Regions from separate parts of the Mus musculus genome. Here region 1 is linked to region 2. A link is a loop called in an ENCODE intact Hi-C map of the cell type or tissue named here. Cell type or tissue: heart. All regions are shown on one strand.

What was found. A loop is a pair of places that touch in the nucleus more often than their neighbours do. Peaks named below come from ENCODE experiments on the same cell type or tissue, not always from the same donor. Only the 100,000 strongest peaks of a DNase experiment are listed, where the experiment ranks them.
Region 1: it touches region 2 in a loop (2.7-fold over the local background); 3 of 42 quality-filtered maps call a loop at or near these places.

The regions. Positions count from the first base shown.
Region 1 is chr16:45,278,182-45,286,181 of GRCm38, forward strand. No RefSeq gene overlaps it. Among named protein-coding and RNA genes, the nearest start is that of Btla, 58 kb to the left of the region's middle. In heart, a CTCF peak has its summit at 5,000 (motif pointing right); a DNase peak (open chromatin) is centred at 5,020.
Region 2 is chr16:45,603,799-45,611,798 of GRCm38, forward strand. It overlaps Slc9c1 (solute carrier family 9, subfamily C (Na+-transporting carboxylic acid decarboxylase), member 1), which reads left to right. Exons shown (of 28, transcript NM_198106.4): 27 at 1,341-1,396; 28 at 3,019-3,203. The coding sequence ends at 3,063. Gcsam (germinal center associated, signaling and motility) reads left to right here and starts at 6,642. Exons shown (of 5, transcript NM_008099.4): 1 at 6,642-6,762. The coding sequence starts at 6,734. In heart, CTCF peaks have their summits at 4,831 and 5,713 (motif pointing right); no DNase peak of the experiment used is centred here.

The DNA.
Region 1 (8,000 bases), 330 kb before region 2:
CTTTGTTTTATTGCTTGGAATATCTTCTTTCATCTGCTTACCTTGAGGAGATGTTTATCCTTCGTGTTAAAGTCTGTTTCTTGGATGCAGCAAAATATAGATCCTGTTTTTTAATTCAATCTGTTATGTTGCTCTTATTAAATTGGGGAATTGAGGCCTGAATATTGGGAGTTACCTATGAAGAAAGATTATTGATTGTTGTTAAGAGGATCACCCTACCTCCTCTGATTTTCTGGTCTGGGATTATTTGTTTGTATTTTCTTACATATGGTTAGCCTCTTTAGATTGAAATTATCCTTCTAGTGCCTTCTGTAGAGCTTGGTTGGTAGAGAGATGCTGCCTCTACCTAAATTTGATCTTATCGTGGAATATTTTCCTTTCCCTATTTAGTGTAATTGATATTTTTGTGGAGTGTAGTAATCTGGGCTAATATTGGTGGTCTCTTCAGATTCTGTGAACCATTCTTCCAGGATGTTCAGGCTTTTAGATTCTCTACTGAGAACTCAGGTGTTAGTCTAGTAGGTCTGGTTTTATACATTACTTGATCTTTCCCCCTTAAAACTTTTATTAGTTTTTCTTTTTTTCTGTATATTTAGAGTTTTGATAATTTTGTGTCCAGGGGAATTATTTCTTCTGATCTTGTCTACTTGGTGTCTTTTATGCTTCTTCTACCTTTATTGGTATTTCCTTCTTTAGATTGAGAAAATTTTCTTCTATGATTTTGTTGAAAATATTTTCTGTGTCTTTGACCTGGGTTTTTCTTCTCCTTCCTCTATTCCTATTATTAGTAAATTTGCTCAGTTCATACTGTCCCAGGTTTTCTGGTGTTTTATGCCTAGATTTTTAAAAAAATTTAATATTTTCTTTGATTGAGGAATCCATTTTCTTTTATTTTGTCTTCAAAACCTGATATTCTCTCTCTCATCTCTGATAGCCCTGTGGTGAGGCTTATCCCTGAGGTATTTGTTTGACTTTCCTAAATTTTTCATTTCCAGTTTTCTCTTAGTTTTGATGCTCTTTAATGGTGCTATTTCCACTTCACTATTTTTATTATTTTGTTCCACTGTTTGCATTTTCACAAACTTCATTTAGAAATTTATTTATAACCTCTTTAAGATCCTTGAATGTATTTACAATTGCTATTTTGAAGTCCTTGTCTTAAGTTTTAGTTATATTAGATTTCTCAGGATCTACTCTAGGTTACTGGGTTCTGCATGAGGCTTAGCATCCTAGTTGTTAATCATTGTATTTTTGCATTCATGTCTAGACATCTGTGGTTAAGATAATTAAAGTGATTTTAGGTGTTGATAGCTAGTCTTGGTTTTCCTGGGTGAATATTCTTTGGTTTCTTTTACCCTGTCTGGATTTCAGAAATGTGTGATTTCTATGGGTGGCCTGGTTAGGAATGCTTCTGCAGGTCTGTGGGTGGCACAGAGGAACAGAGGTGGCCTAGGAGAAAAGGCTGAGAGAGGTTTCAGGAAATCCTGTTCACATCCAGTGGTATGGTCTCAGGGAGTTGGGCGTGTAGTGGGAACAGAGGATCCTGCAAGTCGGTTATAGTAAAGCAGTGAATTGTTCAGAAAGACAGGGATGAAAGGGCCAGGGTTTCCTGGGTCTGAACCAAGAGTGGAAGACTTCAGTGGATGGAATTGAGGTAGGAGGCGGGCTTTGTGCTGAGGGTGAGGATGTGGATCCTAAAGGAGGAGGACAAACAGGATAGTTCGATTCACTTACCCGAGACTTTTCCTGCTGTAGCCACTTGTAGCAATCATTTTGAGGTATGGTGGATGACACAAAGAGATGGAAAGAAAGAGGAAAGCTTGGCCAGTTACAAGTTTTGGTGGAGTCCCAAGAGAATGGAAGGACAGAGAGAGGGAAGGAGGGAGAGAGGGTGGGAGGGAAGTAAGGCAGAGAGAACCCTACAAGCAGTCTACTACAGGACTGGGACTGCACTCATTATTACAGACTTTCTCTTTAGTATCACTTCTGCCATAGTTCACATGCTTTCTTATGCTGTATTTCCCTTCTTTATTTAATTCAAAATAAACTTTTAAATTCCCCTTGCCCATTCTCCAATGATTCACTTTCCTTTCCTTTTCTTTTCTTTTCTTTTCTTTTCTTTTCTTTTCTTTTCTTTTCTTTTCTTTTCTTTTTCTCTCTTTCTCTCTCTTTTTTTCGAGACAGAGTTTTTTGTTGTTGTTGTTGTTGTTTGTTTGTTTGTTTGTTTGTATAGCCCTGGATGTCCTGGAACTCACTCTGTAGACCAGGCTGGCCTCGAACTCAGAAATCCTCCTGCCTCTGGCTCCCAAGTGCTGGGATTAAAGGCATGTGCCACCACGCCTGGCTCCACTTTTCATTCAGAAATATGCTGTTCAATCTTTATATACTCATATAATTTGTATATTTATATTTATTATATAATTATATAAATAACATTTATATAATTTCTCTCACTGTTACCTTCTAGGTTATTCCAGAAAAGACAGATGTGTCTGATAATTCTTGAATTTGTTGCTGTTTTCATGTCCTGATATATGTCTTGTTCTACATAAAAGTTATATAAGTGAAAATTCATAGAAAAGCAGAAATAAAATTTGAAATGGTTATACTTCAGGTCAAGAGGGGAAACAAAACCAGAACTATAAAAGGACCTCTAAAATTTCCTTCAATACCATGAATGGAAGACTGGCAAAACAAACAAACAATTCAAAACCAAGATTTATGCCAATATAAAGCAACATACTTTATAGAATTTAACTATAGATATAATAACATGAAAACCTATGGTCATTAACTTTTTAATAACATTCAATCCTGCTAACATAAACTCTCCACTAAATGTAGACTACCTTTATAATGCTGCACATAATGGTGGTTCAGGTCTGTAATCCTAGATCTTTGGTAGGATTATAAATTCAAGGCTAACTTCAGCAACTCAACAAGACTCTCATAGAATAAAATAAATAAAATGAAATGAATAAAAAATAAAATGGTGTGATGTGAGGTTCAATCCCCAATACTGTAAACAAATAATCAAATACAAACACAAAAGTGGAAATTCTTATCAATAGCCAACTTTTGTCCTGGCATTAATGCCATTACATATTGTTGTATTTTGTATACTCATCCACGTTAGACTCTTGAGTGTTTTGGATTCTTGGGTGTTTTATACTTGGAATCATGCACATATTGCAGAAAAGTAAGGCAAAAGAATATTTTGCTAATTATACCATTCGAAAGAGCATTCTGGTGACATTTACACAAGGCAAAATATCTTTCCAAGGAGTTATCCTCCTGAAAAATGTTCCTGAGAGTTCTTTACATTGGTACTTTGAGCTGCAGAATTCTCAGCACATTTCTAAACACACTCCTCCACTAAGAGACATGACCAGACTAAGGTGATTTCTGAAATCTCTACAATGACTTCAGTCTCCTATAATGCCTGCTTTAAGAAATGTCATTGCCACCAGGGGTATTTCCTGCTTGTTCTGGCTAAAATGTCGTAGCACTAAGCATGTGAGTGAGCCCCTGAGCTTCTTTAAGGAAGTTTATCTTTAGAAAGTCGCAGTTGCAAATTCTTTATCTGCTCATTGGCATCTGAATTTCACCCCCTAAAACTCTTTGTACAATGGCCGATGAAGTGAGTGTTGGTTTCTCTCACTTTCACGAGTGGGAGCTCAGGACTTGGGCTCCCTAAGCTGGGCTTGTATACACAGAATGTGGAGGATGCAAAATCTTGGCTACAGTTAAATGTTTCTGAGTTCTCAAGATGAATTCAAAATTAATTGCATAATAAATCCAAGGTGTTTCTGGCTGCGCTAACTCAGGATGCACTTTAGAAGTTCATTTGAATCTTGCCTCTGAACACACAACATAAACAGTGCACTGTGCGTGCATGTGTCCAGCTGATCATGCCAAGGAGAGCTAATTACAGACTACTGTATGTTATAAATTACAATGTTTTCTATTGTAATTTACATATAAAGTCTTTCACTCTCATAGAAATGTCATGACTTAATGACAGTATTTTCATTTGGCTATCTAAATATATATATGTATATATGTGTATATGTGATATATGTATATTTGTATATATGTATACATAAATACATATCCAAAAATCATTGCTTGAATTACTGACTTGAGTTTCACCAAAAAAAAATCAATAAATAAAATTTAGCTTAGGACTAGAGCAGAATTTGCAATAACTTTTAAAGTGACCCTAAACATCCTTCATATCTTTTACCATGTAACATCCTTCATATCTTTTACCATGTATTCATGGGAAGTAGTGCTATCAACATGACTGATGATTCATAGACTTGAGGAATGTTGAAGATGCTCCATGTCCTGCAGTATTAAATGTGCAGCCACGTTTTAATTATTTGTGTAAAAACAAACAAGCATGTTCCTTTCACTACGATGCAAGCTTACTTTTGTTTTTAATGAATGGTAAAACTGTATGCACGCAAGGAATTGTTTTAAAATCATTTTCTTTATGAATTATTACCAGTGAATACTTGGTTTGTATGTCTATTTTATATATCTGTGCATCTGGAGTTACATAAAATTTTCTCAGACCAAAAAAAAAATGTCAAATGGAAAGGCTTAAGAAGCTTTGCACTGGCTCCTGTGTGGTGACATTTGAAGATAAGCCTGCTGAGGAAATATTGTAAGTCACATAAGTTCATTAGAGAAGGATCTTGGTTGGTAGGAAATCTGGATTTCTCAGTTCTCACACTCTGGGGAAGTCCATGTGAGCACAGGATGAGAAGACTGCTATTGGAAAGCCAGGAAGACAGCTTGAACCAGACTCTAAATCAGTAGACCCCCAATCTTGGAATTCTAGTTGGCAGAAGTATGGAAGATGTCTATGGTTATACCACCTTGTATGTACCAGATCTCATTTAACTGAGAAATGAAATTCCACTGTTTTGTTTAGCTCACTCTTTGTTTGACACTTTAGTCTAATAGCCCTAGCCAAGCAATAGACACAAGAGGGCAGCAACTCCCCTTTTCTCTTTCCAGCCCCCAAAGAGGGTAAGGGCCAAACTTCAGCTTTAAGACCACCTTACTCTGGCTCCACCACTGCTCACAGATGTAAAGAATTGAGGAAGTTTGCCCTCTAGGGTAAGTACCAGTGAACCAGATGGCCTTGTCATGTGGAACAAAATTTCCCTAACATGCCGAGATCCCTTTAGTGTTAAGTTAGCATTGTAACATTCACCAGCCTTTTTTTTCAGGGAGAAGCAGAGTTCTATTACATGTGCTCTTCTTCCCTATTGAGATAGTTGTTGAATAAAGTTCTATCCTCATCATTCTGACATCTGTGATTTTCTTTTAACAGCACCAACTTTATGGAATGAACTGCTTTGGGGTCTCAAGAGTAGAGTTAGTTGAGTTCAATCAACTTTCTTTTTCTCTTTCTCACATGTGTGTGTGTGTGTGTGTGTGTGTGTGTGTGTGTGTGTGTGTGTGTGTGTGTGTGTGTGTGTGTGTAAGAGAGAGATAGACAGAGAAAGAGACAGACAAGGACAGAGATTGGAACTTGACTAGTAGAGGTTCAAGTAAGAAAAATAAATGACCAAAGTAATAAACACAAACTGAGGGTGCTTACAGTCAGTTAATCATTTGAATTGCTTAGTGAAGTAGAAGATTCTCTTTAATTTATTCAATTTATTTTAAAGAAACCCTAAACTCCTAAAACAATGAAATCCACTCATATTTAAAACTCCTGGGGTGGAAAAACACTGAATTATCTTCCAAGCATCTTACTATCTATCCAAATTAGTAATGTGTGATAACCTGGGGATATCATGCAACTCATTTAGGTGTGGTGTGATGTTCAATGAGTTGGTAATAGCTCAGTCATTATTACATTTCATTGATATTACCTTGAGTGGAAATATGACTAAAAGTCAGTACAGGGAGACAAACATACAAAATTAGATTGTCCCATGAATTCAAGGGAAGATGAGGTTGATGTGTAAAATACATTAAAGCAAATGGTACTATTTACAAATAGGAATGAAATGAAGTAAGTGAAGAAATTAATAGTGAACAATGGCACAGCTTTAGAACCAGAGAAAATATACTGTGAAATACAAGAAAGGAAAGGACCAGCAAGCCTGGCAGATTTGAGAGGGATTGGTACAACATGGTGGCTAATTTTATGAATCAGGTTGAATTGGCCACAGTAACCAAATACATAGTCAAACATCATTCTAGGTTGTCAACAAAGGCATTCTCAAGTGGAATTAACATATATTATTATTCTCTGTATGTGGGTAGGTTTCATCTAGTTTGTTGGAAACCTAAATAGAATGGGGACTCCTTTTATCTTCTTGCACTCTCTATAATTATTTTTGAAATATTTTGATGCTTCCCTTACTAATAATTTCCATCTTTTTATTGTTGTACAGTATTCTGTTGCACGGATGGACCTCAATCTGCTAACCAGGTCAACAATTGCTAGAAATTTAGATGGTTTTCATGTTGGAGCTATTATCAATAAAGGTACTATAAGCATTTGTATACAAATAAAAATAAAACAAAGTAGGATGGAATTTCTCCTGAAGACAGAATTCTGCCAACAACTAGGCTTTAGTCTTTAAAAAAAAAACAACAAAAAAAACAACAACAACAAAAAACTTGGCCTTCCCTGAGTTTGAAGCCTGACAGTCTACTTACAGGGCCTGCAATCATCCCTGGTCACATATTTCATATCTATTTTTTTATATTAATATATACTTCCCTCTCTCTTTTCTCCCTCTCATCACCCCTCTCTAGCTCCCACTTCCACTACAAAATTGCTTCTCTAGAAATTTCCCAACACAGGCAAATTCCCCAAAACTGGCAAAATTGTTTCATCCCCTTAATAAATTTCTCTTTCTCTGGCAATGAGAAACATGGCTTATTGTTATAAAGAAACCAATCAAGGCCCAGGAGTATAATTTGGTTGAGTGCTTGCCCAGCACCCACAAAGCCCCTAGCCTGATCCTCAACCTTGCATAATCCAGTTACAGTGGCTCCTGGCGATGAGGCCAGTGCTTGGATGGCAGAGATTGAAGAAGCAAAGATTCAAAGTCATTCTTGATTATGCTGGGGGTTTGAGATTAACCTTAGCTGCATGAGACTACCTTTACATTTAAAAAAAAAAAAAAAAAGAAAACAGAAACACTTGACACTGTCACTTAATTTTCTAAAACTAAAAAAAGCAGCATTCTTGATTTTCCCCCTTCAGGTTCTGATAAACTATAATGAAGCATCAATAACTCTAAAATCTTTCTATCATAATTACAGGATTAATTACATACACTTCCCAATCTTTCAGTCCAAGGAGAAATTAAATATTATTGGGCTTTTGCAAGGAATTAATTTTTTCTCAAGCCTGGAAATTCTTACGGACATCTGATTTTCTAATTTACCATTTCCCATTTGCATTTGGGCATTAAGCACAGTTATAATTAAACCTTGCTCCAATAAGCCTGAGGAAAGGAGTGGGGTGAGCCAAACAAGCTTGGGATTTGAAACCCCTTGCAGACATTATGATGAATACTTCCTGGGGAAGAGACAGGCACTCTTTGAGAAACCTAAAAATATCTCATGATGCTTTTCCGACAGTAAAGATGATTTCCATGCACAGCAGTGGATCCATAGACAATTTCTTCACTGTTCCATTTTTTTTTCTTTGTACACTGAAGAATATTGCCCTTCTGGGGAAAAAAGGCCTAGGCTTTCGCTAAGGCCAAAGAGCAAGAAAGCATGAGAGACATGGCAGTGAGCTTGTACAAGAGTATTATGGACATGTGATGGAACTTTGTCTTACATAGCAAATGTATACATTGTAGATCAGCATCTCTTCATATAGAGAGAAGTATTAGATTTAGCTGTTACATCCTATAATATCTCTGACTTGAACTGGCAATTCAAAAGGAATGGCTTGCCACATATAAGTGTATACAACTATAACCCCAGAACTCAGAAAGCTGAGGCAGTAG
Region 2 (8,000 bases):
TGTATAATAAATTACTATTTAATTAACAATTTAATCAAGAAGATTGATTATTACATCATCATTAAAATAATAACTTTTCATGATACAATGTAAAAAATCAAAACAAAACCCTGTGGTATATGTCAAGCAAAACTACCAATACTATACTGTTAATTCTAAGTGAATTTTATCTTTATTGGTGTATATGTAAATTTTTTTAATATATGCTTTAATTAGGTGTGGCCTTGTGCATGTGTGTGTAGGTGCCCAAGGCCAGCAGGGAATAAGAACTCACTGGAGCTGGAGTTGTGGGCCATTGTGAACTTCCCGACATGGGTGCTGGGGGCCAAACTCTAGAAGAACAATACATGCTCTTAACTTCTGAGACATTTTTCTAGCTCCCAGATATTTACATCTTTGTAGACATAAAATCCTGTCATCACACACTGACCATAAGATCCAGCACCTCTCCAGGTGATGGTCCTGGAGCTGATACTATCTGTCTCTCTGTGGCTGCCATCTCTTCTCCTCAGTCTCACAAACCTAGAAAAGCCAAATGACCAATGGTTCCTTTGGGTGCCTCTGAAAAAAAGACCTAGTGGTCTCTAATTCTTGGGCAACTTCATGTACTGTTTCTACTACCTGGGACCTTCAAACCTTCCCCATATCTCTCCATTCAAGGACTTGCTGCACCATGCTTTTCAATATCTTTCTTCTCTCTCTCTCTCTCTCTCTCTCTCTCTCTCTCTCTCTCTCTCTCCCCTCTTTCTATCTCTCTCTGTCTCTGTCTATCTCTGTCCCTTTGTCCCTCTTTCTGTATCTCTGTCCTATTTCTCTTTGTCTCTGTCTCTGTCTCTCTGTCTCTGTCCCTCTTTCTGTATCTCTGTCCTATTTCTTTTTCTCTCTGTCTCTCTCCCCATCTCCCCATCTCTCTCTGTCTCCCTCTCTCCCTCTTCCCCCCCCCTCCTGTCCCCCCATGAGTCATAAGTGATCATCTCACCACAAACCTTGTTCCAGGTTTGTTCACCTGTACTCTCTGCCGACTAAAAACTCCAAGAAAGTGTGGCTTTCACATGGGTCCTCATTGCTAACATAAGCATTCACAAATACATATTAACATAGTAGTGTTAAAGGACATTAAAATCATAAATGCTAGCTTTTTTCTCAGCTTTTCACTTCTCTTGAGCACTTGTTTCATATCTTTACAATTAAAGCCTGTTAGACACACTTTGAGAAGTGACCTTTCATCCCACTGGTGCGAGATCACAGATCCCTTGTGTCTGCAACCCAAATGGGATCATAGATGACCTACTTAAAAGTGTGACTACCTCCAGGAATGGAGTAACTCTCTTCCTTTGCAGGAGAATCTTTTGAAACATTGGATGAAACCTCTGAAGAGGACAATGGTAAGAAAGAGGTAAGTGAGAGCCCCTGTTTTCAAGTCATATTAATTTAAAGGAAAGTCTTCAATTTATGGAAACTACCAATACATTTCTCTTATCCTGAAGGACTTTACCTACTAATCATTTTACAGATTTCAGTAGGAAGATTTCTCTTTGCCAAGCCTATAATAGGTTGCTAACATACTCTTGTGTAAATATTATACAAATGACTAACAAATTCAAGAGATGGCAGAATATCTTGAATTTATCTTGAATCATATTAGCACACTAGCATCAGCAAGGATAATGATGGCTGAAATCTGAGCCCCTTTACCTCTGTCATGTTCTGAATTTGGCCAGGTTCAAAGGCTGCCACAGCTTCTACAACTACCTCTGCAAAGCATCTCGGATTATTCAGTCTGGAAAGCAGCAGCTAGCCCCTAGAATCACAGTCTTTGATGAATGCAGTGCAGAGTATTCTAATCTCTTCTGTCCTGGACTAAACTGAATTTCTCAGAAAGCTCCACACTAACCATCTAGGCCTAGGATAGCAAAAGAAAAATTCAATTAAAAAATCATGTAAAGAAAACAGTTAAAGGTAAAAATATAAAGTAAATTTAGTTTACTTGGCAAGCTAACCAAGCTTATGGAACTCAGCCTCTTGACATATTTTAGAGATGGAAAAGAGCCAGGGAAGCTAGTATTCTTGTACCTGTTTAAAAAGAATGGTGCTTGTCCATCAGTTTTTTTTTAAATGGCACACACACTTATAGTTCTTGTATTTGAGAAATCTAGTTTGAGGCAGAAAGCTAATGACTGCATGATATTCTTTCTTTCTTCTTTAAAGCAAAAGCATTGAGAAGCTGAGGGTTTAAGGAAAGACAGAAATAGCAGCCAGTTGAATGTATACACGAACCCATCCAGCTGTGTTTTTGAGTAGATGTTTTTTATTCCCAAGTGTTAGATGTTGCTTATGTTTGAGGCCTACTACCATGTTCCTTCCCACCACTATCATCCCAGAACATGGTTTTCCTTGAGATGGCAAGATAACCCCTCAAAGCCCTGCCCATCAAGAGACCCCTGTTCTGGTCCTTCAGGATGGAGTATGTACAATGACCACTGTAAGAGTCCCAGGCTTGCCTCCTCTGCTCTGTGTCAGGTCCCACACCAGCACTCCTCTGTCCATCAAACCCTTGTGTTCTAGTTTTCTTTCTGTTGTTGCGACAGACTACAACATCAACTTGGAGAAGAAAGGAATTTATTTCAGCTCATAATTTTACATTAGAATCCAGCTTTGATGGGAAGTAAAGGCTAGAACTTCCCATCACTGCCACACTTAAGAGCAGGAAGAAATAAATACATACGCATTTACCGTCGTACTTACTTGCCTGTGCTCAATTTGATTTCTCTGCTCCTGAATAGTTCAGGACCCCCTGCAGAAGGAATAAAACTGCACACACCAGACTGACTCTTCCTCAAGTAACTTAACTGAGGCAGTGCCATGTAGACATGCCCACAAGCCACTGCAATGCAGACAATCCTACTTGAGACTCTCTTCTCAGATGATTCCAGAATGCATCAAGTTGACAAAGCTTAACCATTATACTTTCTTTAAAAAGACCTGAAATCTGATTTATGTTTTCATATCCACTTTTAGAATCAAGAAAATGAGGAATTGATAGAAGAGAATATTAACATCTAAAGAGTCGCCTGGAAAGTTCAGTTCGCTGCCTAAGCTTTTCAAAATGACCATGAAAATATTTATTTCTGGAGATAGAGACAAGCCAAAGTTTATGTGCCTTTTATGTGATAATGTGAATTAAAGCATCTCACACTAACCAACCAACTCTCCAAATGATGTTATTTCTGTATTTAGACTGGGGTGGGGGGATAAAATAAGACTCTTAAGATTTTCTTGTAGGCTTATATTTTTTTAAACCTACTTTTAATAAGGATTCTCAAACACTTCGACCCCCTTCTAGCCCATCATCCAAAGGTAGGGGAGAATAGATGGTAAATAGGACAAGGGGATGTGGACATGTTTAGAAAGTAGTATTTTGGGGTGATTCCAATCTCAGTTTGTCAGGATACTAGCAGTCCTATTCAGTAGTGTCTTAGGGTCTTACTGCTGTGAACAGACACCATGACCAAGGCAGTCATAGACAACACTTAATTGGGACGAGCTTACAGATTCAGAGGTAAAGTCCATTATTATCAAGATGAGAGCATGGAAAAGTACAGGCAGGCATGGTACAGGCAAGACTGAGAGTCCTACATCTTCATCTGAAGGCTGCTAAAAGACTAACTTCCAGGCAGCTAGGATGGAGGTATTAAAGCCCACACCCACAGTGATACACCTACTCCAACAAGGCCACACCTCCAAATAGTGCCACTCCCTTTGCCAAGCATATACAAACCATCACAAATCAGCAGCAGTGGCACTATCCAGCAGAAACCTCCAGGCCTCTGGGAGGAGACAGGGTTTGAAGAATGCAAAGACAATGAATGGAGAGTTACCCCTCAATCTGAAACAAGCATCAGGAGAGGGGAGACGCGTTCTCTACCAACAGCTTATGAGGATATCAGTGTATTTATGGAGGAAGGGGTGGTTAGCCTCGTTTTGAAGAGGAAGCAATGGAACTTAGAGAATTCAGATAAATTGCTTGATATCTTCACTATGTGATGGACTCACTATACAGTTGTGAGCTGGTTTAATCATGTGCCATTTGCTAGGCTGCTGAGGTTGTCTTGGTCTTATTTTCGAAATCTAGGCTACTAAAGAGAAGTATACAGGCCCAATTTCAATGATTGTCAGTGTCCGGCTTGATGCATAGTCTGGATTGTAAAGATCCTATGTAAAACTCCAACGTAGGAATTGATCCTGTCACAGAGATCTAGATCTCTGCCACACCCGAAGCTCAACAACAACCTGAAAAGAACATGTAGAGCTCTTTTATTCCTACTCGCCTACAAAAAGCAGGAACTGGTAGCAAGATAACCACAGAATTCACATATAAAAAAGCTCTAGAGTTTGTGACTGTCAGAAATCCAGTAAAGCACGGTTATTCAGATCTTGTTACCTTATTATATAAAAGTAGAGGGGAATCGTTTTTACACTGGTGGTTAACTGCCCACACAACAGCAAACAAGGAGTAGATAAGGGCAAAGATCTCAGCTCATAAATCTCACTGGTATAAATATCCAGGTTTTTGTTTCTAGTTCAGGGAGTGTAATTTCTTACAGGTCTTAAGTACTGGAGTAAATGCTGATGGGACTAAAGAGAGAAGAGCTCAGAGATTTCCTTTTTGGACTTGTAACACTTTCACCTGTGCAGTGGGAGCAGTTTATTTAGCCCCAAGTCTGTACCACACCAACAATGTAGTGAATGCCCAGCTCCACCTCTTGCAGAATCAACACATTTTCTTTCCTGGTATCTGAGACTTCCACAGCTCAGTGTCTTCATCTAGTGGTCGGTAGTAAAACTGAAACTTGAAAACTGGGATTCAATAACCCAAAATGACAAGGCAGACTGATTTTTCAATCCCCGCCCCTAATGCTTTGACTCTGGTTGTAAACAGCCAGTGTAAACATTTGGGGAGAATTAGGAGGTGTGGCCTTGTTAAAGTATGTGTGACCTTTTTTCAGTTGTGGGGGAGGGTGGTGGTGGTGGTGGTTAAAGCTTTCAAAAAAATCCCAAACAAGGCAAAGTCCTTGTTCTCTCTGCTGCCTGCAGATCAGGATGTGAAGTTCTCAGCGACTGCTCCTAGGCCACGCCTGTCTGCTTTCCACCAGAGTGAATCCCCTGAAACTGGAAGCAAGCCCACAATTACTTTCTTCCATACGGGGTGATTTGTTCATATTGTCTTTCACAGCAACAGAACAATAACTAAGACAGTCCCCATCCTGCTGTTTGCCTTAGATATGACTTCTGTATTGCTGAAAGTCAAATAAAGAAATATATCTCCTCTGTTCTGCTCACTGTTGAGCCCAAGGTCCTCGGCACACAGTAGGTTCTCAACACACACTTGTTGACGGGATGAACAAATGAGTAACCAAACAAGAAACAACCATCATTCAAACGATGATTGCAGTCCCAGGATTCATTTAAGCAGTATAACTTATATACAGTTTACACATCCTTAGTACCATAGTAAAGAAGGCACAGACACACAGCCACTACGGTGGAGACAAAGAACAAGATCCTTTCCTAATATCATTGCCACCTGTCTGTGCAGGGAGTGGGGTGCTCCTGGCAAGCAGTCCAGGAGATATTCAGGTTATTTCTGGGTCCTGGGAGTCTGGGCCTCTGAAATGCAAGGTATCTGCAGCAATATGGACTCAAATTCTGCCTTTAGAGGGCAGCCAAGAGCAATAGCAATAAGGCTCTGTGTTTAGGGAGTCTTTGATAGCCCTAACCAACAGCTCAAAAGATGATTTATAAAGGGTGGTGCTGCCGTTTCGGTTAGATGAATTTTGACTTTTGGAGGAGGCATTGTCAGACAAGATGGGGAATTTTTATTTAAACCAATATATTTATGCACGGACTTCCATAACTACAGGTATTTTTAGGTAGAGAGCTAGTAGTATGACTCCTTATGACTTTTTCAGCCATCCTTACTGTTATTTTACCTTCTTCCTTCTGGATTTATCATCCTTCACACACACACACACACACACACACACACACACACACACACACACAGTAATTAGAGTGCTCCTATTTTTCCCATTTCCCACATCAAACCATTTTACCCTATGATTCCCCTCTCTATGGCTCTGTGGCCACTTCACTCAGCAATGGTCCCTCTCAACTTGCCTTGTTTGTACAGTTACTCCAGTATATGTGCTCGTGAGTACATTTTGAAAGTTTATATATGCCCAGCTAGACTGTGGCTTGATTCTGTTTTCCCTTTTGGAGTTTTTTTTTTTTTTTGAGGGGGGGTATTTGATATTTCAGACTTTTTTGTTTTGTTTGCTTCTAAACAATGATCCTCTCCCATTTGACTTTCTTACTAAATACAGGTGTCTGCCATGGAAAATCTCCCATGGTTCCTCCGTTAGGAAAAGCCTGGGACTCCCTAGTGGCTAACCCTCTCCCTAACCAACCTTTTTTTCCTTTGGTTAATAGTCTGGTGCATCAAGGCCCTGGTCTTTCAAGACACACAAATGTGCCTCTCATCTCCCCCTCAGCCTCTTCCTCCACCATCCAGCAGGCACCTCCTCTTTCTGACTCTACACGGGTGACCAGAGCAGCTCTGAAGCTACTGTCAGTCGGAAACTGCCAGTTACAGAGCACAGTGCCAGACCAAGGTGCAAGCCGGCTGAGAAGGAAGTGGAGACTACCAGAGGGAAGGTGCTGAGGGGCCTGCCTCATGGGGAACTGTTTGCAGAGGACAACCAGGTGAGCTCACTCCCTCCTGCGAGCAGAGACCTGAGCCAGAGGTGAAAGAAAAAAAGAGGACAGCTTTTAGGGTGAATGGACTAGGGAAGGGGTGTGACAAGAATTCAGTCCCTCCTGAGCCATACACCATGTGACTATCCTTACAGGTTTTCACACACAGAGACAATGAGAACATAAGAACAGGTGAAATGAGAGAAAGAACTTATTAAAGGAGGACTCCTGTCCATCTAAGAAATGAAACAGCTGTCCTGGGGCTGGGGAAAGGCATCCTTTCTTGGGCCCTGGATGTTCCTGAATGAGTTATATGTGCCCACCCTTTCGGGGAGTCTTTATAAATTTAAAATAAACACCACATTTCCTGCCATGTTGAGACGGCAGTTAGTACACTTATAGGCGGGTTAAGGAAAAGGTCTTGTCACTAGGGAGAAGACTTGCCTTCATCTTCCTGGACTTTGGTCTCCTCATTTTAAATGGAAAAAAAATTTATAATCCTACCCGGAGGTTCCAAGTGTAGATGGTGGCACCATGGTCCCTGACAGAGAAGGTCTCAGTGATGGGGGACTCTTCTCAATTTTCAGAGCAAATTTTTCATTCAATCAAAGAGAACACATGTAAAAGAAAATATGATCACACAAAATAAGAGAATTTCTATGGTATAAAGTTAGGTGATCTATAGAGGTCTGGCAGGGGGTCTTCCTTGCTGCCTTGGTCTTATATAACATATAAAGGGGAACATAGAAAAATGACGTCTTACACAAATGCTACTTACCCAAAGGAGGCTTGGCAGTATTCACGTCTTTTCCAGAGAGCCAGTATTTGCCCTGGACTCTCCCAAGCCTCCTCCTGCTTCTAGTAGCCTTAGTAAGATTATGAATGGCTGCCCTTATAGCTCCCTGTGACATCCTGTAAAGCACAATTGCTTCTTAATTTCTGCTCACTGCTTTGTGAATGCCTGGTTCTTGCCTTTGTTTCTGGCACACAGCAGGTACTCAGTGCTAGACTGATGACTGGAAGCATTCCTGAGGAGAGAGAAAGCAAAATGAAGATATGGTATAGATGAAGAAGCAGTGATAGATGACATACCTGCACTTTCGTGTTTCAGAACTTTGCTGTGGGGTTAAGTGGTGTAGCACCAAAGTATATTTACTATGAGAAGGTGAAGTGTATAGAAATACAAGCAGAAGAAGATGAGATGAGCTGCTAACCACACTTAGAGTTACAGCTTTATACCCACAGTC